3 separate regions of the Homo sapiens genome follow, and all the other regions are linked to region 3. The links are chromatin loops, found by intact Hi-C in ENCODE. Cell type or tissue: CD4-positive, alpha-beta T cell. All regions are shown on one strand.

The links. Peaks named below come from ENCODE experiments on the same cell type or tissue, not always from the same donor. Only the 100,000 strongest peaks of a DNase experiment are listed, where the experiment ranks them.
Region 1: it touches region 3 in a loop (6-fold over the local background); 8 of 110 quality-filtered maps call a loop at or near these places.
Region 2: a loop joins it to region 3, with 7 times the contacts of the local background. A loop is called at or near these places in 6 of 110 quality-filtered maps.

Annotation. Positions count from the first base shown.
Region 1 is chr17:32,440,974-32,448,973 of GRCh38, reverse strand. PSMD11 (proteasome 26S subunit, non-ATPase 11) reads right to left here and starts at 4,464. Exons shown (of 14, transcript NM_002815.4): 1 at 4,360-4,464; 2 at 1,928-2,029. The coding sequence starts at 4,450. RefSeq lists enhancers at 4,375-4,454, 4,068-4,683 and a silencer at 4,575-4,744. In CD4-positive, alpha-beta T cell, CTCF peaks have their summits at 4,483 and 4,682 (motif pointing left); DNase peaks (open chromatin) are centred at 2,823, 3,803 and 4,583; H3K4me3 peaks cover 2,267 bases; H3K27ac peaks cover 700 bases.
Region 2 is chr17:32,337,610-32,345,609 of GRCh38, reverse strand. It overlaps C17orf75 (chromosome 17 open reading frame 75), which reads left to right and starts at 3,437. Exons shown (of 10, transcript NM_022344.4): 1 at 3,437-3,610; 2 at 4,326-4,406; 3 at 5,672-5,797; 4 at 7,259-7,402; 5 at 7,656-7,713. The coding sequence starts at 3,471. It also overlaps the pseudogene OOSP1P2. RefSeq lists silencers at 3,651-3,730, 4,225-4,407 and an enhancer at 2,870-3,756. In CD4-positive, alpha-beta T cell, CTCF peaks have their summits at 4,206 and 4,413; DNase peaks (open chromatin) are centred at 3,419 and 4,359; H3K4me3 peaks cover 1,446 bases; H3K27ac peaks cover 1,486 bases.
Region 3 is chr17:32,872,580-32,880,579 of GRCh38, reverse strand. MYO1D (myosin ID) reads left to right here and starts at 3,456. Exons shown (of 22, transcript NM_015194.3): 1 at 3,456-3,802. The coding sequence starts at 3,708. MYO1D-DT (MYO1D divergent transcript) reads right to left here and starts at 3,725. Exons shown (of 4, transcript NR_184086.1): 1 at 3,687-3,725; 2 at 2,619-2,736; 3 at 1,945-2,280. RefSeq lists silencers at 3,737-3,924, 3,131-4,120. In CD4-positive, alpha-beta T cell, CTCF peaks have their summits at 2,907, 3,108 and 3,941; DNase peaks (open chromatin) are centred at 2,899, 3,319, 3,859 and 4,099; H3K4me3 peaks cover 1,640 bases; H3K27ac peaks cover 619 bases.

The sequences.
Region 1 (8,000 bases), 430 kb after region 3:
TTAAATAGGAAGGAAGTCAGCCTAAGATGAAAAGACACCACCCACCAATGATAATTCATTTAAGTAGACAGTTATAGGAAAGCAATAACCATGATGTCATGTGGCTATATGGGCTCTGAAGTAAGACTACATGAGCTCAAATCCTAGGTCTACCAGTTATTAGTTGAATGAGCTTTGTTAAGTTATTTAACTTTTCTGTGCTCAGTATCCTCATGTGTAAAATGGTAACAAAACCTACTTCAAGTTGTTTCGAGGATTCAATTAAGTTAAACCATGTATGTGTTTAGAAGAGTAACCACTTGGCCAGGTGCAGTGGCTCACACCTGTAATCCCATCATTTTGGGAGGCCAAGGCAGGTAGATCACCTGAGGTCAGGAGTTCAAGACCAGCCTGACCAACATGGTGAAACCTCGCCTCTACTAAAAAAAAAAATACAAAATTAGCCGGGCATAGTGGCGCATGCTGGCAATCCCAGCTACTCGGGAGGCTGAGATAGTAGAATCGCTTGAACCTGGGAGGCAGAGGTTGCAGTGAGCCGAGATCGCACCATTTGCACTCCAGCCTGGGCAACAAGAGCAAAACTCTGTCTCAAAAATAATAATAATTAAAAAAAAAAAAGTTCATAGCACTCAAAAACCATTATGGATGGTTCTTTTTATAGCTACTTAATGATGTTTTAAGTAAGATATAAGGCCCATGTAAACACATCCTCACAATTTCATACATCTTTATTCAGCTCTATAGACTGAGCCTAATAATTAATAAGTTAGTTATCTTTAATTGAAAAAAATCACTGGCCGGGCACAATGGCTCACACCTGGAATCCCAGCACTTTCGGAGGCCGAGGTGGGTGGACCATGAGGTCAGGAGTTCAAGACCAGCCTGATCAACACAGTGAAACCTCGTCTCTATTAAAAATACAAAAATTAGCCAGGCTTGGTGGCGCGTGCCTGTAATTCCAGCTATTCCGGAGGCTGAGGAAGGAGAATCGCTTGAACCCAGGAGGCGGAGGTTGCAGTGAGCCAAGATCGCACCACTGCACTCCAACCCGGGTGACACAGCAAGACCCCGTCTCAAAAAAAAAAAAAGAAAAAGAAAAAAAAAATCTTTAGTTCTCAAGTTGAAGAAGTTGTGCTAACTAACCCCCATCATTCTCTTGAACAACATAATTTTAGGGAAAATAATTCATGAGGTCACTTACCAGATCTTAATCCAATCTAATCAAATAAGCTCTAAATTCACTTTAAACTTGACAAAAATCACCCATTTAAGTTTAAACAGACTTCTCTCTAAATACTATTACCACTTTACTGGTAAAAGGTCCTTCCTGATCAAAAGGACTCCCTTCTCATTCCAAGGACACACCCATCATCAGAATATTATGTCAAATCTAATCAGTCAATGGTTCAATTACAACTAGAATGTTTGAGCAATGATGTGCACAAAGTCCTAGGTATGAATGCAGAAGTCTTGGGAAGGCTCCATTTAATGTCTTATTCATTCTCATTCTGAATCTATCAAAAAAAAATGACAGTGAGTCACTTGGATACAAAATCCTTTGTCATTTTTAAATCAGGCGCTTAAAGTTGTTATCTATCTTAAATACATCAGAGTTGCTCAGTGAAATTATTGAAGACTGTTGCTGCCTCTATGTAAGGGAATACAGTGAGAATTCAAAAACCAGAAACAAATCAGAAATCACTATATCCCAACAAAAATAAGATTGTCTCTCATTTGCAAAACTAAACTACCAGGAAAGAAGTGAGTTTAAAGGCCACTTAATTGCCTGCTAAAAAACTGAAGCTCAACAAGTTGCCAAGAAAATAAAGCTGAATTCAGTTTGTGGATCAGTCCCATGATTCTTCACTCCAACAAAAGACAGGAATTTCACTGAGCATTTCAGATACAATCCATGTGTAGCACTTACCTGCAGCTTGTCCAGTCTTTGCCAGGAGAGATCCCAGTTCCAGGATGCTCTGCTCTTTGACTTGCACTGCCTCTTCATCGTTTTCCTGAATGTCACGCTTCACTGGGAGAGGAAAATGCAAACCCTCTTAAAATTCTGACCAAAAAATGAAGACTGAGGGAAATTTCACCCTCATAAGATCCATTACAAACTCAAACATATTTACCAAAAGACAAATTCTAGAGTTAAAAAAAAAAAAAAAACTCTAAGCCAGGAAAAAAAAAAGATCATATATACGTAGAATATGCTCCATGTAAATCATAAAAAAAGGATTCTTCTCTTTGATTTTAAATGTGCCTTTTCATTCTACCCAGCAGAATTTTGCTTACCTACATACACTAAGTTTCTGTTGTGGTCACTTGGTTAAAGTGAAATTAAAACAAAACAAATCCTTCATACTTATGGTGCCAAGATCTGTTCCAGTCACTATTTTATGGGAAGATATTAAACATGCCTGTGCGTTTATGCCACAAACTAAAATCAATTGACCAAGTTACTGATGCCTGTAAGTCAAAAGCGTTTCAATAAACTTTAGGTCTGTGCAAAGCCTCAGCTGATGGGTGTGTTAGGGATAAGCAGGTCTATAAAGCCATTCAAGAAAAACAACTCTATCAAAGCCCCAGATCCTGCACAGCTACACTTAGGGGAGACTGCTGCTTTTTAATGCATTGAGGTCTGTTAAAATAACTTTGTGCTATCTGTCCTATTTTCAACAGTTAATAACTATTTTAACATTCAAACATGGAATAGCCTCTCCAAGTTTGTAGTGATCATCACTAGTTACTACTACTCTTACAAAGCATCATGACTTGACAAAAACCATGATGGAGTCCAGAAAAAGTAAGGCCGTCAACCACCATGACTCAAGCTTGCTCTAACAGTGAAGCTTTCAGGGAACTCTCCCCTAGAATAGTGGGCCAACAGGAAATACTCTAATTGTAATATTTGACGTAATTTCTACTTTATGAAAGAAAAAATATTAGACACTAGACACAGACTATTAAAATTCATGCTCCTCACATTAGTTCTAAATAATAGTGTGTACTCAGAATAAAATATCCATGTAACGGTGATTGAGATGACTCTGGTTCCGTAGAAGTAACTGACCTAAGATCAGAACTTTTAAAATGAAACACCTTTTACCAATATCATTCAAAGATACACCTTGACGCCCACTTCCTCTCCTTCTCTAGTATCCCCAATGATAAAGTATCAAGATCTTGTCATTGTCCTTTCTCCGTGCAGGTCTGGAATACCAAAATTCAACACACTAAGTCAAATGCCAACATCTTGCAAGTCCCACATACAGGTGCATTCTCATACTACTTGTTGAGCCAATTCAGATCTTCCCAAACTACACTACAAAGATGCCATTACATGTGCAGTGAAGAGCTAGTCCAAGCCCTAATTGAATCCTTTATGAGTGAACATTAACGTCTTCTTCTGTCGTAATAAATTTCTGTTCACACTTGAATCCCAACAGAAAGCTGCCGGAAGCGACTGGCTGGGATTCCCATTTCAGTTTTCCTGTTGTGTGTAGGTGTAAGACCATCGTTATTACAGCGTTAAGAAATTTTAATTTTTCCGGCAACATGCAGCCGACCCGTTCCAAAGAATTCCCTGAACTCCGCGGCTGACAACTAACTCCCTTAACTCACTTCCAACCCCTACAGGCAGTCTGGAAAGATTAGTCACCTCCTCTAGCCAGGCGGTCCCGCTCCAACACCTCACTCTTACACCCTACACAGAGCAGATGAGCGTCTCGGCCACCTCCACAAACCAAATGCCAATCTGAGGTGTGTGTCACCCCTGAATTTCCCACATTCTGAAAGAGACCCTCCTCTTAGTGGAGCTTTCTGCCGTGGGGCTGAGGAGTAGCAGCTCCCAGCGTCCCGTGGAAGGAAACTCCCAGAGAAGAGCAAGCGCTCGCGCTCCCACCCGGAGCAGGCTGTGCTGATTACAACGGCGGGAAATGCCTGTCCAGAGCTGGTTTCGCCAAGGCCTTTCAAGTAGAGACTCTAGGACCAGTCCGTGACAAGCACGCCGGCCGGCACTGCTCCGGGTCCCAGACCAGCTCGTGCGGGCCAGAGCCGGGGACATGGCTAGGGAGGGATCCCCGGGGGCCCGGCTCGGCCCACTCTCCCACCCTACGCTGAGCCCCCCGTGAGTCAGCAGCCGGCGAGGGGACCCGGGGATTGCCTCAAGCCCTCCCACAAGAGTGAGACCTGGGAGGCTCTGGGGAGCTCCGAGCGGCCTGCGCCCCCGGCCCGGCCCCCCTCACACAGTGAGTCAGCAGCATCAGAGCCGGCTAGCCGGGCCCCTCTCCGCTGCCGCCGACCGACATAAGCCGAGCTGGGCCGGCGGGGCCGGGGAGGCGGCGCGGCGACCTTTACCGATGGAGTGGAGGATGTCGATGGAGGCCTCCCGGTCGGTGCTGAGTAGAGACTGGGCTCTCTGGAACTCCACCACCGCCGCCGCCGCCATCTTACCGCTCTCACACCGTCCCCGGCCGCGGCCGCCGACGCCGGAAACACACACCCGGAAAGCCCGCCCTCGGGTCCCTCCGCCTGTAGCTCCCGTGGCTCCGTTCCCAGAGCACTCCGGGAGTTGTAGTCTCTCCGCCGGGCGCGGGCTGAGGGGTGGGGAGAGCGGGACCGCCTCGCAGGTGGGCTGCAAGCTCCCCAGCGCCTCCTAGCGGGCGGCCGGCGAGGAAAAGAGGCGGTGCCCCGCAGTGGGAGCTCTAGATCGGTCCCCGCCCACCCCAAAAGAGGCTTCTTGATTCCGGCCCCGCTCGCGCACCCCTGAGAGGGGTTCCTGAGTACTGGGCTAGGTATTGAGTCAAAGCTGCGTGGCTTTCTTTGCGGCTTCCACGATTTAACCATTCATTCGGGACGATAAGTGACCTTATAAAGTGCTCGCTATGTGGCAAAGAATAGCACCATTCGAATGCGTTCCAGTGTCTGACGCCTGTGCGCCGCACACACGCTTTCCAGGCTTGACTCCCGCAGAACGCTGGCCGGCAGGTGGGCAAACCCGCCAGGACCGGAGAAAACTGTCCTCACGCGCCCATTTAACCTTGGGACAGTGCTGGACGTGATGAAGTGAAACATCACCTTTGCTCCATTCACGCCACAAATACCTCTTGGGAATCCACAGAAGCCTCACCCAGCTCCCCAGCTCAAAGAAAAAAAAAAAAAAAGGAAGGAAGGAAGGGAGGGAGGGAGGGACGGAGGAAGGAAAAAATTGAATTATTCTTCCCAATATCTTCAGCCCCTTCAACTAAAGTCACAGATATCAGTGAAGACGTCGTGTGGACGGAAAAATGACATTCTATGAGACCACTTAGGGTTAAACTTAAGAAAGGTGCTAAAAGGATACAAAGACAATTCAGTATTAAGGAAGACCTTTCTCTAGGTGATGACGATCCAAAAATGGAATGTGCTGTCCCATAAAAGGAGGCAAAAAGGGGACTAACATTGCACACCCTCCTCTGTAAGTGGATTAGGCCATTTATATTCCTCTATCTCCTTTTATTCTCCCAACAATGTTCTGTAAAGCAGATATTTACTCCCCTTTAATATGTGAGGAAACAGGGGTTTGAGTTATTTGGTGAAGCTCAAATCGTGATTGGGAGAGATAAGAGCTGCCGGTTAGGGAATGCCTTCCTAATTCCTGGGTGTGTTCACGTGAAAAGTAGTTGACATCTCATCAGGTTGTTGTAAACAGGATTCATGACTTTGATGGAGAGTTGGATTAAATGGCTTCTAGCAAGGCGCGGTGGCTCATGCCTGTAATCCCAGCACTTTGGGAGGGCGAGGTGGGCATATCGCTTGAGCCCAGGAGTTTGAGACTAGCCTGGGCAACATAGACCCCCGACTCTACTAAAAATACAAAAATTATCCGGGCATGGTGGCGCACGCCTGTAGTCTCAGCTACTTGGGAGGCTGAGGTGGGAGGCTTTAGAAGAAATCATAGGAGAGGATAGAGTGCTGGCCTCACTACAAAGAGGGAGTACCATAAAACAGTGGACCCCAACATTTTTGGCACCAGGGACCAGTTTTGTGGAAGACAATTTTTCCACGGATGTGAGGAGGGGGGATGGTTTTGGGATGAAACCGTTCCACCTCAGATCATCAGGCATTAGATTCTCATAAGGAGCAGGCAACCTAAATCCCTGGCATGCTCAGTTCACAATAGGGTTTGCCTCCTATGAGAATATAATGCTGCAGCTGATCTGACAGGGGGCGGAGCTCAGGCAGTAATGCTGGCTCCCCAGCCGCTCACCTCCTGCTGTGAGGCCTGATTCCTAACAGGCCACTGACCAGTAGTGGTCCTTGGCCCAGGGTTGGGGACCCCCACTGTAAAAGACTAGGAGTGTCTGCCAGATCTTTCTCCCAAGCTAGTGAGTCTTGCTGACTGTGGAAACTTATGAGCCCATCCCTGTGTGATCATCATGGTGAAAGTTTTGAGATGAACTAGACATGTCTCTTGAGGAGTTTGGCATGTGTGCACATTCATGAAGATGGGCACCCACTTCTAGCCTGCAGAATTCTGAATTAGGGAAGCTGGCTGGCACACTCTACAATAGGACAGGGAGAAAAGGCAACAATAGGGTAGCTTCCACTCCCTGTGTTTGACATGGCAAGGTTCTTATGAGCCAAGAGGATGCTGAAAAGGTAGATCATCCGGGACCTTCTTAAAGGAACCTATTCAGTAGGACCGTATGCTAGTGTAAGGAGACCCAGAAATAAGTTGATGGAAGTGTGGACTTCAGGAGGCAGTCACTGATGGGAGTCTTGAGATCCACAGGTAGATCCTCCAAAGAACACAAGAATACATAAATGCTCCCAACGAGAAAGAACCAGCACCTGGGTCTCTGCCTCTGACGTCATCAGTCATGTAAGAGAAGAGACCTTGACCTCTTTTAATTCCTCCTACTTCTCTGCTTTCACCAAAACCTCCTCCACCCTGGAGGAAACCCAGAAACAGCAGAGTGAGAGGGTGGAGAATGAAAAGAGTGAAACTGCAGACCAAACACAAATTTTCAACTGCCTGAGACTTAGAGACAGGGGAAAAGCTTTAAGTTAGATATGAAATTAAAGTTTTGCTTTAGGCTAGACTGGACTTTCAATCATTATAAATGGCATAAAAGAGATTTAGGGGCCAGGTGCAGTGGTTCATGCCTGTAATCTCAGCACTTTGGGAGGCTGAGGCGGGCGGATCACGAGGTCAGGAGTTTGAGACCAGCCTGGCCAACATGGCAAAACCCCGTCTCTACTGAAAGTACAAAAAAATTAGCCAGGCATGGTGGTGTGTGCCTGTAATCCCAGCTAGTCAGGAGGCTGAGGCAGGAGAATTTCTTGAACCCAGGAAGTGGAGGTTGCAGTGAGCCAAGATCACCCCACTGCACTCCAGCCTGGGTGACAGAGTGGGACTCTGTCTCAAAAAAAAGAGAGAGAGAGAGAGAGATTTATGAGATTTTCCCATGGCATCTCCAGGGCAAAGGAAGGAAAATCCAATATTTGCCTTCAACTAGGCTAGCCACTTAGTAGCTGATGACTTTAACATGTTTCTTAATTTCTCTGATCTTTGGTTTTCTCATCTACAAAACAGGGATAATAAAATCTAGCTCACCACCTGTAATTCCAGCACTTTGGGAGGCCATCTTCATTACATAATACTGAGACTCTATATTATAGGGATCACAAACTACTGTGTAGTAGTCACCTGTCATTGATTGCATCCACAGGTTAACAATGTCCCTAAATGTAAGTATTACTAAAATGAAAGTCATTCTCAGAAATGTGACATTCTCAGTGTCACACTCACCCTCTTACTATGCCATTCTTCCCCACTTTGAGATTCTTTGTACCTCCTCTGTATATCTCTAATGCTCTGGCCTTGTGAGAGTCTGGTTAGCATCCTCCTTACTGTGGTCCACAAAGTGTCGCATAATCTGGCGCCTGCCTACTTCTCCAACTTCGACTCTTATCACTTTGCCCCTTACACACTTTGCTCAGCTGACCTTTTCTTT
Region 2 (8,000 bases), 530 kb after region 3:
TCTGCCTGCCTCAGCCTTCCAAAGTGCTGGGATTACAGGTGTGAGCCACCGCGCCCGGCCAGGGGAATTCTTTTCAACCTAGAATTCGATGTCCAATCATATCAATCTAAAATTCTATTTCTTTTTTCCCCCCTGAGATGGAGTCTTACTCTGTTGCCCAGGCTGGAGAGCAGTGGCATGATCTTGGCTCACTGCAACCTCTGCCTCCCAGGTTCAAGTGATTCTTCTGCCTCAGCCTTCTGAGTAGCTGGGATCACAGGCGTGCACCACCAGGCCTGGCTAATTTTTGTGTTTTTAATAGAGACGGGGTTTCACCATGTTGGCCAGGCTGGTCTCGAACTCCTGACCTTGTGATCCGCCTGCCTCAGCCTCCCAAAGTGCTGGGATTACAGGTGTGTGCCACCATGCCTGGCCCCTAAAATTCTATTTCTAAGGAATATCCAATCAAATGTGAAAATACAATAAAGACGTGAGGATATATTTTCAGACATGCAAGAGCTTAAAAATTATTTTATATATACCCTTTCTTGGCTAATATTGGAGGCAGTACTTGAGCAAATCAAGAGAATAAACCATAATCTAGAAAAAATGGGATTAACAGGGAAGAATGTGAAGAAATCCAGATAAGAATAGAAGAAAGGGTTGTTGGGGGGGACTCTATTACTTCCTTTCTTTCTTTTTTTATTTTTATTTATTTTTTTTTGAGACAGAGTCTCACTCTGTCACCCAGGCTGGAGTGCAGTGGCATGATTTCGGCTCACTGCAACCTCTGCCTCCCGGGTTCAAGTGAGTCTTCTGCCTCAGCCTCCTGAGTAGCTGTGACTACAGGTGTGTGCCACCATGCCAGGCTAACTTTTGTATTTTCAGTAGAGATGGGATTTCACCATATTGGCCAGGCTGGCTTCAAACTCCTGACCTAGTGATCCACCCACCTCGGCCTCCCAAAGTGCTGGGATTACAGGTGTGAGTCACCACGCCCGGCCGTATTAGTTTCTTTCTTTCTTTTTTTTTTTTTTTTTGAGACAGAGTCTGGCTCTATGGCCCAGGCTGGAGTGCACTCTGCCTCCCAGGTTCATGCCATTCTCCTGCCTCAGCCTCCCAACTAGCTGGGACTACAGGTGCCCACCACCTCACTGGGCTAATTTTTTGTATTTTTAGTAGAGATGGGGTTTCACCGTATTAGCCAGGATGGTCTCGATCTCCTGACCTTGTGATCCGCCTGCCTCGGCCTCCCAAAGTGCTGGGATTACAGGCGTGAGCCACCACACCCAGCCACTGTATTAGTTTCTTATGGCTGCTATAACACGTACCACCTGGGCATGGTGGCTCACACCTGTAATGTCAGCACTTCGGGAGGATGGGGCAGAAGGATCACTTGAGCCCAGGAGTTCAAGACCAGCCTGAGCAACAAAGTGATACACTGTCTCTATAAAAAATAAAAATACAGCTGTTTCCTGAGTGAGATTTGGCTTTCAGTCTGGGCAAATGAAGACCATTTTGCGGTTAAATGGGCTCTTTTTTCTCAATTCCTTGATATGGACCTGTGCTGGGGACTGGTCGGCTATTCAAGTACAATGCACCCAGTTTTGGTTCTGTGCCAGGATTAAACCCACGATATTTCACAATTTGTATATGAACCCCGATGAAGTGTTTCTAGGAGATGGCTGCCTTGTAACCTAGTTTTGCCAAATATCTACTATGAGTTTTTCTACCATCCTCATGACTGTGGTAACTCAACCTCTCCAGGAAGTTCTTCTGCTTAAAACTAAAATCAAGTATATCTCAAGAGACTACTGCCGATCTGAAATGCCTCTGTCATGTGTTGTCCGCAATCAGAATCCTCTTTTAAATGTAGTTGAAATGAGAGATAAGGAAACTGACAATGTTACTGAATGGGAGATAGAGGTGAGGATACCCATTGCGAATGAAGACATGGCAGTAACTTCTGCAATACAATCTTTTAAGAATCTGACTGCTATACTCACTTGTTCATCAAATGAGTACCTTTATTGCAAGAGAAGAAACTGTGCTATCCACTTTGATATGGAGAGGCAATTTGGAATCTCTGCCATAATTGCTTAGGACTGAGGATTTAATGTGCTATTTTGTGAAAATCTGAGAAGCAGGAAGGGGATTTAACGATCTCAACTGTTATCCATCTGAAAAACCTAACTTGTAATTTTAAATGAAATGGCAGGTTGCCTTCCACTATTCCTTTTTAAAAATAGGAACTGCCCCTGCTTTTAACTTTATGAAGTTTTATTTATGAATAAAGTTTGCACTACTAAAAATAAAAAAAAAAAACACAAAACACACGCATGCACACACACACGGTGGCTTAAAACAATGGAAATGTATTATTTCACAGTTCTGGAGGCTGGAAGTTGACATGGAGGTGCTGGTGGGGACATACTCTCTTGAAGCCTCTAGGGGAGAATCTGTTCCATGTCCTCTCCTAGCTTCTGGTGATGACCATCAATCCTTGACATTCCTTGGTTTGTAGATACATCACTCCAGTCTGCCTCCTCCTTCACGTGGCGCTATGGTTTGAGTGTTTGTCCACTCCCAAATTCATGTTGAAATGTAATTGCCATTGTAAGACTATTAAGAAGTGGGGCCTTTAAGAGCTAATTATAAATTGCCCAGTCTTTGGTATCCTTTTATAGCATCATAAAATGGACTGAGACAGAAAACTGGTACCAGAGAATGGGGTGTTGCAGAAACAAACACCTGAAAATGTGAATTGGTGTTAGAACTGGGTAATGGGCAGAGACTGGAAGGGTAGCTGGCATTACAGGCGTGAACCACCACACGTGGCTAATTTTTTTGTACTTTTAGTAGAGACACAGTTTCACCATGTTGCCCAGGCTGGTCTTGAACTTCTGACCTCAAGTGATCCGCCTGCGTCGGTCTCCCAAAGCACTGGAATTACAGGCGTGAGCCACCGTGCCCGGCCTTTTAGTTTTTACGTAGTCATTTTTTTAAACGTTTTCCTGTATGACTTCTAAGTGTTTTGTTATGTTTGGAAAGACCCTCTTCAAGAATTAACAAAATTATCCCATATTTTCACTTTAACAAAATTCATTTTAAATTCTTAACTTTTTGATCAAACGGGTGTCTGTGCGTGCTGGCACGCGCGCAAGGAGGCAGACGAGTAGCCTTATTCTTTTCCATGTGGCTAGGTAGTTGTGCCACCTTTATCACATAGAAAGTTTCCCAGATGTCTCAAAGGAAAATAAGTTCAAAATAAATGGTAAAAGCTTGTCAGTAAAGGCGAACTCAGTACGCCTGTCAGCCCCTGTGGGGAGAAGAGACTCCCTTTCCAGGCCAGTCCTTGCCTGCGAACCCGGGGAAACCAGCGGAACGCAGGTGTGCGAGGGCCGGGAGCCGGACGAGCCCTGATACCGACGGCTGCACGGGAGCAGGGGAGCGGTTTGGCGGAGACACAGGGCCGCTCAGAGGCCGCCGCAATGCTCCCCTCTTTGCAGGAGTCGATGGATGGAGATGAAAAGGAACTAGAGAGCAGCGAAGAGGGAGGCTCAGCCGAGGAGCGGAGACTCGAGCCGCCGTCCAGCAGCCACTACTGTCTTTACAGCTATCGCGGAAGCAGGTGCTGGCGCCCAGCTCGGCCTGCCAGCCCGCCCGCCCCTGCGGCCCCGCCCCCGGCCCGCCGCCCGGCCTTGCACCCCACCCCCGGCCCAGCGGCCCGGCCGCTCCTAAAAGCCATCTTCTCCTCTCCCAGCCAAGGTCTCTGGCCTGAAGGGCGCTCCTCGCCTCCCGCTGCTCTTCCTGGCCCCCGTCGTGGACTTGTATGCCTGGCCCAACCATGCCTGTGCCCTTCATCTGCCCCTATATCATCCCAGCCTCTTACTCTCGCGGCTGCCCTTTGTTTAGCGCAGTGCCCCGCATGCTCAATAATTTCAGTTCCCGTCCCCTCTCCTTTCTGTCATTATCTCCCCACTTCTCCCATTTCTGTCACACACACCCCCATCCCCACCCTCTGGTTTTCCTCTGTTCTTGATTCCTCTTTTTCCTCCTTCTGACTTTCCTGGAACCTTCTTGGCCTTGTCAAGTTTGGTTTTTAAAGGAGTTTCCTTGAACCTTCTGGGTATTTAGCCTTTCCTCCACCCGTTAAGTGGCCTGGAGAGAGAAGGGGCTCTTGTCAGCACTGCTGTATGGGTTTTCCTTGTCATGAGGATAGGCAGTGCACTTCCACCTTGCAGCATTTTTAGTTGACTCCTTGCCTTACCCTGCTTGCCAGGCCCCCATACTCCTCTTGGTTTAGAGCCCATAATTGATAGCACTATTGGTTTTGTGGCTTGTAGATTGGCACAGCAACGAGGGGACAGTGAGGACGGAAGCCCAAGTGGCACAAATGCAGAAACTCCCTCTGGTGATGATTTCAGGTAAAAAGAGCTTCAGCATAATTCATGCATGTGCTTTCATCTTCCCTGCATCTCTGGCCTGTACATGTCAGTGGATACTCTATTTCCACTGAGCTTTCCCTGAGTCAAACCGTCAATTCCTCCTATCCCCTAGGAACCTCATCCTGATTTCCTCATTGGCTGGTTCATTCAAGGCTGGGGCAAACAAATCCACATACTGATAGTGTGCTTGGTGATTAGCCAAAAAGAAATCCTTTTTTTTTCTTTTTCCTTTTAAATTGAGACAGGGTCTTGCTCTGCTGCCCAGGCTGGAGTGCAGTGGCATGACTTTGGCTCGCTGCAGCGTCAACCTCCCCGGCCTCAGGTGATCCTCTCACCTCAGCCTCCCCAGTAGCTGGGACTACTGACCACCACGCCTGGCTAATTTTTGTATTTCTGGTAGAGATGGGGTTTCACCATGTTGCCCAGGCTGGTCTTGAACTCCTGGACTCAAGTGATCCGCCCACTTCTGCCTCGCAAAGTGTTGGGATTACAGGCATGAGCCACCTTGCCCAGCCCTGAAAAATTTTTTTTTTTTTTTGAGACAGAGTCTCCCTCTGTTGCCCAGTCTGGAGTGCAGTGGTGCGATCTCAGCTCACTGCAAGCTCTGCCTCCCGGGTTCACGCCATTCTCCTGCCTCAGCCTCCCGAGTAGCTAGGACTACAGGCACCCACCACCACGCCCGGCTAATTTTTTTGTATTTTTTTTTAGTAGAGACGGGGTTTCACTGTGTTAGCCAGGATGATCTCTATCTCTTGACCTTGTGGTCCACCTGCCTCGGCCTCCCAAAGTGCTGAGATTACAGGCGTGAGCCACTGCTCCCGGCCCCAGCCCTGAAATTTTTAAATCATCAATTATACCTCAATAAAGTTGAAAGATAAAAAAGATAAGAATGTGTGCAGGGGTGTGATTATAATGACTGACCATGGAATTAAGGCAGAATAAGGAGGGAAGTGAGATGAGAAACTTGAGAGACTGAAAAAGAGGTAGGGTCAGTGGATTGGGGGTTCCAGTGGAGTCACAGTACTGGAGAGAATGAGCTGGAAAGATAGGAATATTTTAAGCTATTTGATGAGGTAGATCATACTTAGTGACATACATTCCTAGAAGCCTCACCAATAGGGGTCATAAGGACAGCTTTCCCCAGTCCTTAAAAGAGCCCCTGGCGTTGGTACCATTCTGTCTGACTTAATGGGTGTGAATACCCTAGTCCACTGGTAAAGAATGTGTGTCTTTCATTTGTCAAGCCTCTCCTTGGCAGATACTAATCTACCATCCGAAGTGGAGCCAGAGCTGCGCAGTTTCATTGCTAAGCGTCTTTCAAGAGGTGCAGTCTTTGAAGGGCTGGGTAATGTTGCATCTGTGGAGCTAAAGTAAGTGCAAAATGTGCTGTGTCCTGAGTTTTTATTTCTGAACTAAATATGAGAAGTGATGAGAAACTCCAAAAGATCAGCTCCTACTAGACCTGCAGAATTTGTCTTTATTCTCTGGCAGCCCGAGCACTGGGCCTCACACATAAACATTTGTGGAATGGAATTAATTGAATGGCAGAGACCCTGGCACCCAATTGCACTTTATTTAATTAGTTTATTTTTTTTTGAGACAGGGTCTTGCTTTGTTGCCCAGGCTGGAGTGCAGCGGCCCGATTACAGCTCACTGCAGCCTTGACCTCCTGGGCTTAATCAATCCTCTCACCTCAGCCTCCCAAGTAGCTGGGACTGCAGGCAGGCACTACGATGCCCAGCAATTTTTTTAATTTTTTTTTTTTTTTTTTTTTAGAAATGGGGTCCTACCATGTTGCCCAGGCTAATAAGTTTTGTACTTAGAAGAAGAAAAGTGTTGATTATTAAAACTAAATTTGTATACAGTTTGTATTTTCACAAACTTTTATGTAGTTTTCCTTACAAAGGGGAAATATAGCAGATACTCTCTTATTTTCATTTTCAGATGAGGAAATAAACTCAGAGTTTATGTAAACTTAAGTCATGAGGCTGGTCAAATTGATGGAGTTCAGGCTTAAACATGAGCATTCTTAGTCCAATTCCAACTGTCTTTCCATTACACCTCTCCTTTTTTGTTTTGTTTTGTTTTTTTTAAGACAGAGTCTCACTCTGTTGCCCAGACTGGAGTACAGTAGCATGATCTTGGCTTACTGCAACCTCCGCCTCCCTGGTTCAAGCAATTCTCCTGCCTCAGCCTCCCGAATAGCTGGGATTACAGGCATGCACCACCATACCCGGCTAATTTTTGTATTTTTAGTAGAGATGGGGTTTCACCATGTTGGCCAGGCTGGTCTCGAACTCCTGACCTCAGGTGATTCACCCGCCTTGGCCTCCCAAAGTGCTGGGATTACAGGTGTGAGCCACTGTGCCCGGCCTCCATTACACCTCTTTATTCTAGTTCAACTCAGACCGTGAAGTTAGCATACAGGTCCTCAGGAGTTTGAGGCCACTTCCCAAGGATAAGGCCACCTTCAGGCACATCTGCCTTAAACATCAATTTGTGAAGCTTTGGGAGAGGGGAGAACATACTTTTTTTTAATATAAACATGGGTATGAACTAGAGTGAAATTTGTGTGAATTTTTCACATAAGACAGGAGAATTCAAAGAAATTTCATGTATGTTAGTGGCTGCTTTAACTAAAGCCCTCCAGGGTATACATTCATTTTTCTTTGCTGCTGCAAGTACACCAACGAGAAGTCTGGGAAGCTCTGAGTTAGTGGGCAGTTTAATGGTGTTGCCAGATCAAGATGACCAGAATTCAGAGCAGTCCACAAAATTATAGATGCATGAGTAACCAAAATAATGCATTTTACATTTTCTTTCTTTTCTAGAATTCCAGGTTACCGAGTTGGTTGTTATTACTGCCTTTTCCAAAATGAAAAACTGCTTCCTGAAACAGTAACGATAGACTCTGAACGTAACCCTTCAGAATATGTGGTCTGTTTTTTAGGAGGGTCTGAAAAAGGACTTGAGCTATATCCTTTCTTTGGTTTTTGAGAACATCAGGAAGGAAAACATGGGAAGGCAGGTGGAAGAATATTACTACCAACCTCCAAAAAGCTTTTCTACTCCTCGTGTATTTAGTTGAATTTCATACCTTCATGTGGCCATTTTGCCTTGGCTTGTTTGCATTTGCAGCTCACATTATTTGAGAGATTTTATATTTCTTGTTGAGAGATGAAATACTGTCTTCATTATTCATCCTTTATTGCTTCCTTAAGAACATACTTTCAGGCTTGAATTGGACAAGTACATTCAAGGGCTGAAAAATAACATGAATTGTGAGGTAAGGTGACTGACTTAATGGTTTTTAAAGACTGAAATGGGGCCAGGCTCAGTGGCTCACGCCTGTAATCCCAGCACTTTGGGAGGCCGAGGTGGGCAGATCACAAGGTCAGAGACCAGCCTGGTCAATATGATGAAACTTCATCTCTACTAAAACTTAGCCAGGCATGGTGGCAGGCACCTGTAGTCCCAGCTACTTGGGAGGCTGAGGCAGGAGAATCGCTTGAACCCGGGAGGCAGAGGTTTCAGTGAGCCGAGATTGCACCACTGCACTCCAGCCTGAGCGAC
Region 3 (8,000 bases):
TTCTGATGTGACTTTGATTTCTAAGTGTTATTTAATATTTTTAAATTAAAAATTTTTATTTAGCACAGTTTTAGATTACTATTTAATTTTTAAGTTTAAATTTCAGGCCGAGTGTGGTGGCTCACACCTCTAATCCCAGCACTTTGGGAGGCTGAGGTGGGCAGATCATGAGGTCAGGAGCTTGAGACCAGCCTGACCAACATGGTGAAACCCCGTTTCTACTAAAAATACAAAAATTAGCTGGGCATGGTGGCATGCACCTGTAGTCCCAGCTACTCAGGAGGCTGAGGCAGGAGACTCGCTTGAACCCGGGAGGCGGAGGTTGCAGTGAGCCGAGATCGTGTCACTGCACTTCAGCCTGGGCGGCAGAGCAAGACTCCGTCTCAAAATAAATGAATAAATTTCAAACTAATTGCAAAGTTACAGAAAAGTTGTGAGGATAGTACAAAAGAAAATCCCCTCAAAAGTCCCATATATTTTTAATGACTTTACCACTTGTTAGTATTTTGCATCATTTGCTTTAATCATTTATATGTCTACCAATATATATGCACGCCCTCCTTCCACCTCCTCATCTTATTATTTTTATTATTCTTGCCAAACAGTTCGAGACATCATTTTACTCCTAAATACTTTAGCAGATACCTGCTAGAAACAAGGACATTATCTTGCAGAATCCCAGTAAAATGATCAAGTTCAGAAAAACTAGCATTGATACTATCCTACTATCTAACATCGCGTCTATATTTGAATTTCACCAATTATCCCAACAATGTCCTTTACATTTTTCTGGTTGGAGATCCAGTCCAGAATCACCCATTGCCTTTAATAGTGATGTGCCTCAGCCTCTTTGTCTTTCACATCATTGATATTTTTGAAGAATACAGGTCAATTGTTTTGTAGGATGCCCCTTAATGTGAGTTTGTTTGATGCTTCTTCATGATTAGATTCCATTTACGTATTTTTAGCAGGTAAATGATATGTGTCTTTTTCAGGAGACCATATCAGGAGGCTCATGGTGTCTGTGTGTCTCATGATTGGGGATATAAACTTTTATTTGTTTTATTTTTTGTATATTTTAAACTGTAACAAAAACATGCATCTCCAAATGTGTTTCTATTCAAATTTTATCACAAAGAACATTCATAATGAGCTAATCTGCTCTAGGTTACCTTGACTGAATGCAGACCAGAGTATTCAGTCTCTCCTGCCGGCTGTGCATATACCTGAACTTTGCTCAAGTGTGTCATTGATTAATAATGTTGTAACTGCACATTGGCCTAGAAATGCTGAATGTAAAGTTGTATGGGTAACAAATTACTGCTTAGTTATACAAACAAGAATTTGCTTGACACAGTACAATGAAAACAACATACAAAAGTAAACTGGAATCCTGAGGCTAATAGTGAGCCCCATTGAGCAGATTTGGGTTCATCATGAGAGCATCAATGCCTAATTTTATACTAATTTGGACTTATACAAGAAATTAATAAAATACCCTTTGCATATGTTGTATATGTGTTTTATATGTTGGGTTCCTATATAAGATGTTGATTAAAATGAGGATCTCTTACTTTGGCCATTTGGAAACCACATTGTATCCCACCATAGCTCCTAACCACTGTACAATTTCTGCAACTCTCTCATCATCTGCAAGCCGTGATGTTTCTTTTCCTGGTACCTGGGATTTTGCCCTAATTTTTAACACCTACAGAGCTCAGGGAACACACATATATAATTTACCAAAAGGTTTTGGGGTGTGGTCCCTGGATGCTCCAAAGTGCATACAGTTTGAGATTTCTTTCTTTCCTTCTTGAAGTTCAGTTCTGCTTATGTTAAAACATGCCAATACAAACATTAGGAATACAACCATACCCTATGCAATAACCTACTTAGCCACTGACCGACACCTCCACAAATGACCCAACCATAGGACAGTCCTACCTTATTCCAGAGCTTTTATTCCACAAATGAGGACACTGATATCGAGACAGGTGGATCTCCTCCTTCTGAAGGACAGCTGCTAACGGTAGTCAGATGCAACCCAGCTCTGCTGGTGCCAGGGATTGGGGTGGTTTTCTGATGGCAGAGGCAGTCCCTCAGGAGGTGACAAAGCTCCTTTCCTTTCTCTTAGCAAGTGTGGGTGGCTGGCAGCTGAAGCAGGCCTTGGGCAAGGTCCTTCAGTCTGGTTTACTCATCTCAAACTCAGCCAGAGTTGAAGCCCAGCCAGGTCCTTGGAGGCCTCTAGATTTCCTCGTAGATTTTGTAATAGAAGATGTCCTAACAGAAACACAGGACTGAATAAATGTAGATACCTTAGAAAGTCATTTATTTAAAAAAAATAGCTGGGCATGGTGTCATACACCTGTAGTCCCAGCTGCTCAGGAGGCTGAGGCTGGAGGATTGCTTGAGCCCAGGAGTTTGAGGTTGCAGTGAGCTGTGATTGCACCACTGCACTCCAGCCTGGGTGACAGAGGGAGAATTTGTCTCCAGAAAAAGAAAAAAAAAAAAAAAAGAAAGAAAGTCATTTGTAGTATATTTTCTTTGGGAAAATACATTGAGTTCAAAAAGAATTTTCCAAGCTCAACCAATGTATCAATAAATTGGAGACTACTTACAACTCACTTCATTCCACTGAACCAGTATGGATTTCATATTTATATATGCAAAGTAGTACAATAGTTATTTGGTGGATGCAAAAAGAATGGTCCCATGCTCAAGACATCCGCAATAATCCTGGAGAGATGATACAAAGATATATTAAAAACTTAATAATCATATAAGGTAATGTCTGATGACATGCTCGGATGAGTGGAAGAGAAAATGGGCCACTGAAGAATGGAGGTAGTCAGACGTGGTTGAACGCTGCGGCTCCTAAGTCAAATGACCTGCGTGAAACCGCAGCTGCTCCACTTCCTAGTCGTATGGCAAGTTTCTTAAAAGTTCTCTAAGGCGCTGAGAACAGCTCTGGGCATTTTTGGTGCCCCAAAAATGTTAGCCATTATTATTACCTCTCAGTCTGTGCTTGAACCACCACTTCAAGAATGGGCAGGGTGTGAGTAGAGAGGCGGGAGTGGGTTTTGGAGCAGGGTGACAGAATCATAATGAATTGTCCTCGCGAAAAGCTCCACGAACTACTTTTCTAACTTTGTTGGCAGCTACCAAGTGTGGGCGGCAGGCGGCCATCCTCTTGGCCGCCTGAGATCCCAGCGCCTGTCCCCAGGGGGCGCTGCCACCCAGCTGCCGCCGCCCGGCCCAGCGCGCGTCCCCGCCGCCCACCCGCGCGTGCGCGCCGCCCAGGTGAAGAGGCGGCGGCCAGGGCCGCGGCTGGGGCGGGCTCCTCAGTGGGCCGGGAGGGGCGGAGCCGGGAGGCCCGGGCGGGGCGGAGCCGGGACGAGCCCCAGGCTGGAGGCGGGACCAGCCGCTGCCGTCTCCGTCTCGGTGTCCCGGCCCCTACAGCGCCCGGCAGCCGCGGCGGGAGGAGCGGAAACTGTCGGGTGCGTCCCGTTCGGAGCCGCGCCGGCCGAGAAGGCGCCGAGGAGCAGCGAGGCGGCCTCTGTCCGGCCCGGACCCGCCGAGCGGCGTGCGCGCCCCCTCCCCGTAGCCTCGCGGCGCGGCCTCGCCCCGGCCCCTCCCGAGCTCATCGCGGGCCCACGGAGCGGCCCCGGAGGCCCGAGCGCGCCCACCTGAGCCCCCGCGCTGGCGCCATGGCGGAGCAGGAGAGCCTGGAATTCGGCAAGGCAGACTTCGTGCTGATGGACACCGTCTCCATGCCCGAGTTCATGGCCAACCTCAGGCTCAGGTGAGGGCGGAGCGGCCGCGCGCAGGGGCGCGAGGCTGCGCTTTCCCGAGAGGGGGCGCCTCGGGGCGCGGCCGGATCCGGGGTGTCGGGAGCGCCCAAGCTCCAGGGATGGAGGCGCGGCCGGGCTGCGGTGTCCGGGGGTCTGCCAAGCTCCGCGGCTGCGCTTTCCCGAGAGCGGACGCCCCTGGGGTGCGGCCGCTTTGGGGTGCGGGGGGCGTGTCGAGCTCAAGGGCCGCGCTTCCCTGAGAGGGGAGCCCTGGGCGCTGTCCGGGGTTTAGGTGCAGAGGGTGTGCCGCGCGGGAGGGCGCGCTTCCCCGCGCCAGGTGAGGGATGTGGGCGGGCCGGTGACCTCATGGAAACTGAAGGGAAATAACTTGAACGAGAGTTGCGGTGGCCCCGAAGGCCCTAGGAGGACTGGAGGATTATTTTGGAGAGAGGCTGGCGTCTCATCCCGGCTTTACACTTGCTTCTTTTCTTTCTTTCTTCGCCCTTCTTTTTTTTTTCCTCCTGGCGTAGTTCCATCCTGTCATTCAGGATGCTATGGAGTGATCCCTGAGCTGTCTGTTCCGGGACACTGGCTATTTTTTTAGTTACTCTCTAAACGTAATTAGACACGTTTCCAGACATCGAAGAGACTGCTGTACTTGCCAGTGCCAAGATAAACTGTCTGAATTTGACAAGACGTTCATGGTTTTGGTTTTTTTCAAGGAGTTAGTGGATGGAGCTCTTGTGTTATTAACATCCTTGAGAACGTAGTCACAACTCAACGCCCCAAAATGGGCTTCCAAGATGTGGATTTGTTTTAGAAAGCCCTTTACATGCGATTATTTCACCCTTGATAGAGTAATATGTAAACAGTTTTAAAGTAGTTTGACTTAAACATTAAAGTAAGTGGAATTTCAAAATAGCTGAGTTTTGGTGTGCGTGTGTATGTTTCCCTGCAAGCTTTGGCTGCATTTCTTCTAAGGTTTATAGCTAAACATCATTCCTTAAGCTTATAAAGTGAAAGTCATAATCTAGGCTTGGGTGCTTAACCCTAATTTCATTATTAACTACCCCTGTCAATCCAGTTGACAGGGGTCAATCAGGTTGATTACATACCAGCATAATGATAGGATGTTACATTTCTGATCAAGGTTTGGATGTACAACTTTTATAGAAATCACCCCAAATATTAATCAAAATGATATACCTCTACATCAGCTATAACCAATACCCATTATCATAGTGATTAAGAGTCAGACTGTTGAGATTCAAATTCTAGTTCCACTGCATTCTTGCTGTGATCTTTGAGCAAGTTACTTAACCTCTCTGTGCCTCAGTCTTCCCGTCTGTAGGATTGGGGTTGTCCTGAGGGTTAAATGAATTATTAATAATATGTGTATACATACTTCAAAGATTAGTGCCTGGCAAATCCATATTAGTAAAACTGTTTTAAGTTTTCCCAAGTGCACATAAAATAGATAAAGGGGTAAGTTACATAGCAATTTCATAGATTAAGGTTGTTTTAAATTAAGAGATTCTACTCCTCTCCCCCACAGGAAATAAGTTGTGTGCTTTGAGAAATGCCTTTATAATTTTGTCACTCTCAGTTATAATCATTTCAGTTTTTCAGACATTGGTACATTTATTATGTACATACTGTATACAAGACCATGTAGTAACAGTTGAATATGAAGCCTTTCATTTTAACCTCCATCTTTCACCTCCAGCAAATACATGGGCTTAGCCAGAGCTTTTGCAGAATTTTCAGAATTTGAAATTGAAGGCATAGAGTCTAACAGGGCTACATTAGTTTGTAGGACTACTCCTCTGTAATAGAATTAAAACTCTTGTGGTTTTTAAAAAGTAAATTGAGGGAAGGCACTTAGAATTTCTGCTTTTTTTTTTAAAGCATTAAGTCTCTTAAGTGTGAAGTTTGAATCTCAAAATAGATTACTAAGGTGAGCCTAACAACTCCTATGTGTACAGAAGAGAATGCTGCAATTTATTTATATTTATATTTATATTTTTTAGAGATGGGCCCTTAGAGTTGCTATGTTGAGCAGACTGTTCTTGAATTCCTGGCCTCAAGCAATCCTCCCATCTTGGCCTCCCAAAGCACTAGGATTATAGGTGTGAGCCACCATGCCCGGCCGAATGCTGCAATTTAATTCTACTGTGTGCAAGGTACTCTAGGAGATAAGCTAGGAGTATCCAAAGAACTACAAGATGTGCTGCTTACCTCTCGAAGAGGTGACATCTCAATGAAGACCTGGAGAAAGGTGGAATTTTCTATTGATTTAAAGAATAGTTCAAGAAAACAACATCAGGAGGCTGAGACAGAAGGATTGCTTGAGCCCAGGAGTTCAAAGCTGCCGTGAGCTATGATCACACCACTGTACTCCAGCCTGTGTAATAGAGCACGACCCTGTCTCTTAGAAGAAAAAGAAGAAAGAAAACAGAGAGAGACAGAGACACAAAGAGAGAGAGAGAGACAGAGACAGATAAAGAGGAAGGAAGGGAAGGAAGGAGAGAAAAGAAAAAAAGAAAGGAAAAGAAAGAGAAGATAAAAGCCTTATAAAGCTTAGGTGATTATTTGTCAAGTAATTATAGAAATTGTTCTGGAAGTTCAGAAGAGAGAGAGATACCTTAGGTTGACTCCAAAACACCTTATAGAGGAAGAGAGGAGTTGAGCTGAGTTCCAAAGGATGGGTAGGATTTGTAAAGGTGGACTCGTGGCTGGAGAGCATTCCAGGTGGATTAAGCAGCATGAGCAGGGGTTGGCGGCATGAAAGCTGACTCTGGGTGACAGTGAATAAGTTAAGTTGTTTGGAAGGGAAGGGGTTGGTGTTGTGGAGAGGTGGGAGGAATCACCAGCTCTCCATATGGCCATTGGCTAAGGCCCAGGTTTTTAGGTCTACCTTTATACCCAATCTCCACATCATTCAAAATCCTGGGTGTACAGATGTATATGTATTTGTATGTATCTCATCTGTGTGTCCTTGATGACTCTGAGAACTGGCTGTGGTTCTCATTGTACAGATCAGTGATTGTTCATGACTTACTTATACATTAAAATAGTTGGTTCCCTGTAGCCATAAACACAGTGCCAGCAAAGGGTAGCACCCTTACCCTCCTCTGAAACTATAAATTCTGACCCAGACAGAAAACAGTCCTCTCTTTCCTTTCACTTTGCAGAAGGTGACCAGAAACCCACCACTGCGTAATCCAGGTGCTGTTCTGTGATGTTGAAGTGTTTTTGTCTCCTGGAATATTGGTGGTTGGGCACATATTTCTGGTTGTATATAGCTGAAATTGAGCGTGTTTGGTCCATTGGTATATATGGATGTGTGAGTGAAATTCCCATGTGTGCTTGTACCTCATGACTCCTGCCCTCCCAAGCTGTAGTTCCTGCTCTTACTCCCCAGTCTGGAATGTCCTGTCCTCCCTTCCCACCTGGCTCTTCTGCAAGGCCTGCTTCCTTCCTTTAAGTCATGTAATAGTCAAGCACTCAAGGCTGCAGGTGCTTCATGGGTCTGTGTTTTCTCAACAGCAGCACCTAGCATAATGCTGGGTACAGAGTACATTCCTTCATGACAACATTTTTTTGTAGAGAGGGAAAAATGCTTGTTACTTTTTTTTTTAAAAGCTTATGTGGCATTGTCCTTTTAGAATTATCTTCTTGTTTTGCTATTAATCTGGCCTTCTTTTTCCCTCTTGGAGCTAAAGCTTGATTTTTAGACAACTGCCACAATTGATGCAACTTTCTCCTACCATTTTTACTTTTAAAAATTGACCTAGGCCGGGCGCGGTGGCTCACGCCTGTAATCCCAGCACTTTGGGAGGCCGAGGCAGGTGGATCATGAGGTCAGGAGATCCAGACCATCCTGGCTAACAAGGTGAAACCCTGTCTCTACTAAAAATACAAAAAATTAGCCGGGCGCGGTGGCGGGCGCCTGTAGTCCCAGCTACTCGGGAGGCTGAGGCAGGAGAATGGCGTGAACCCGGGAAGCGGAGCTTGCAGTGAGCCGAGATTGCGCCACTGCAGTCCGCAGTCCGGCCTGGGTGACAGAGCGAGACTCCGTCTCAAAAAAAAAAAAAAAAATTGACCTAGATGTGTGTCTGGATGGGGCAAGAGTAAAAGAGTGATGTGGATTACTGCGAGTTAGGATATCTGAGAAGGAGCTTCAACTTATATTTCTTGCTTTATAACAAA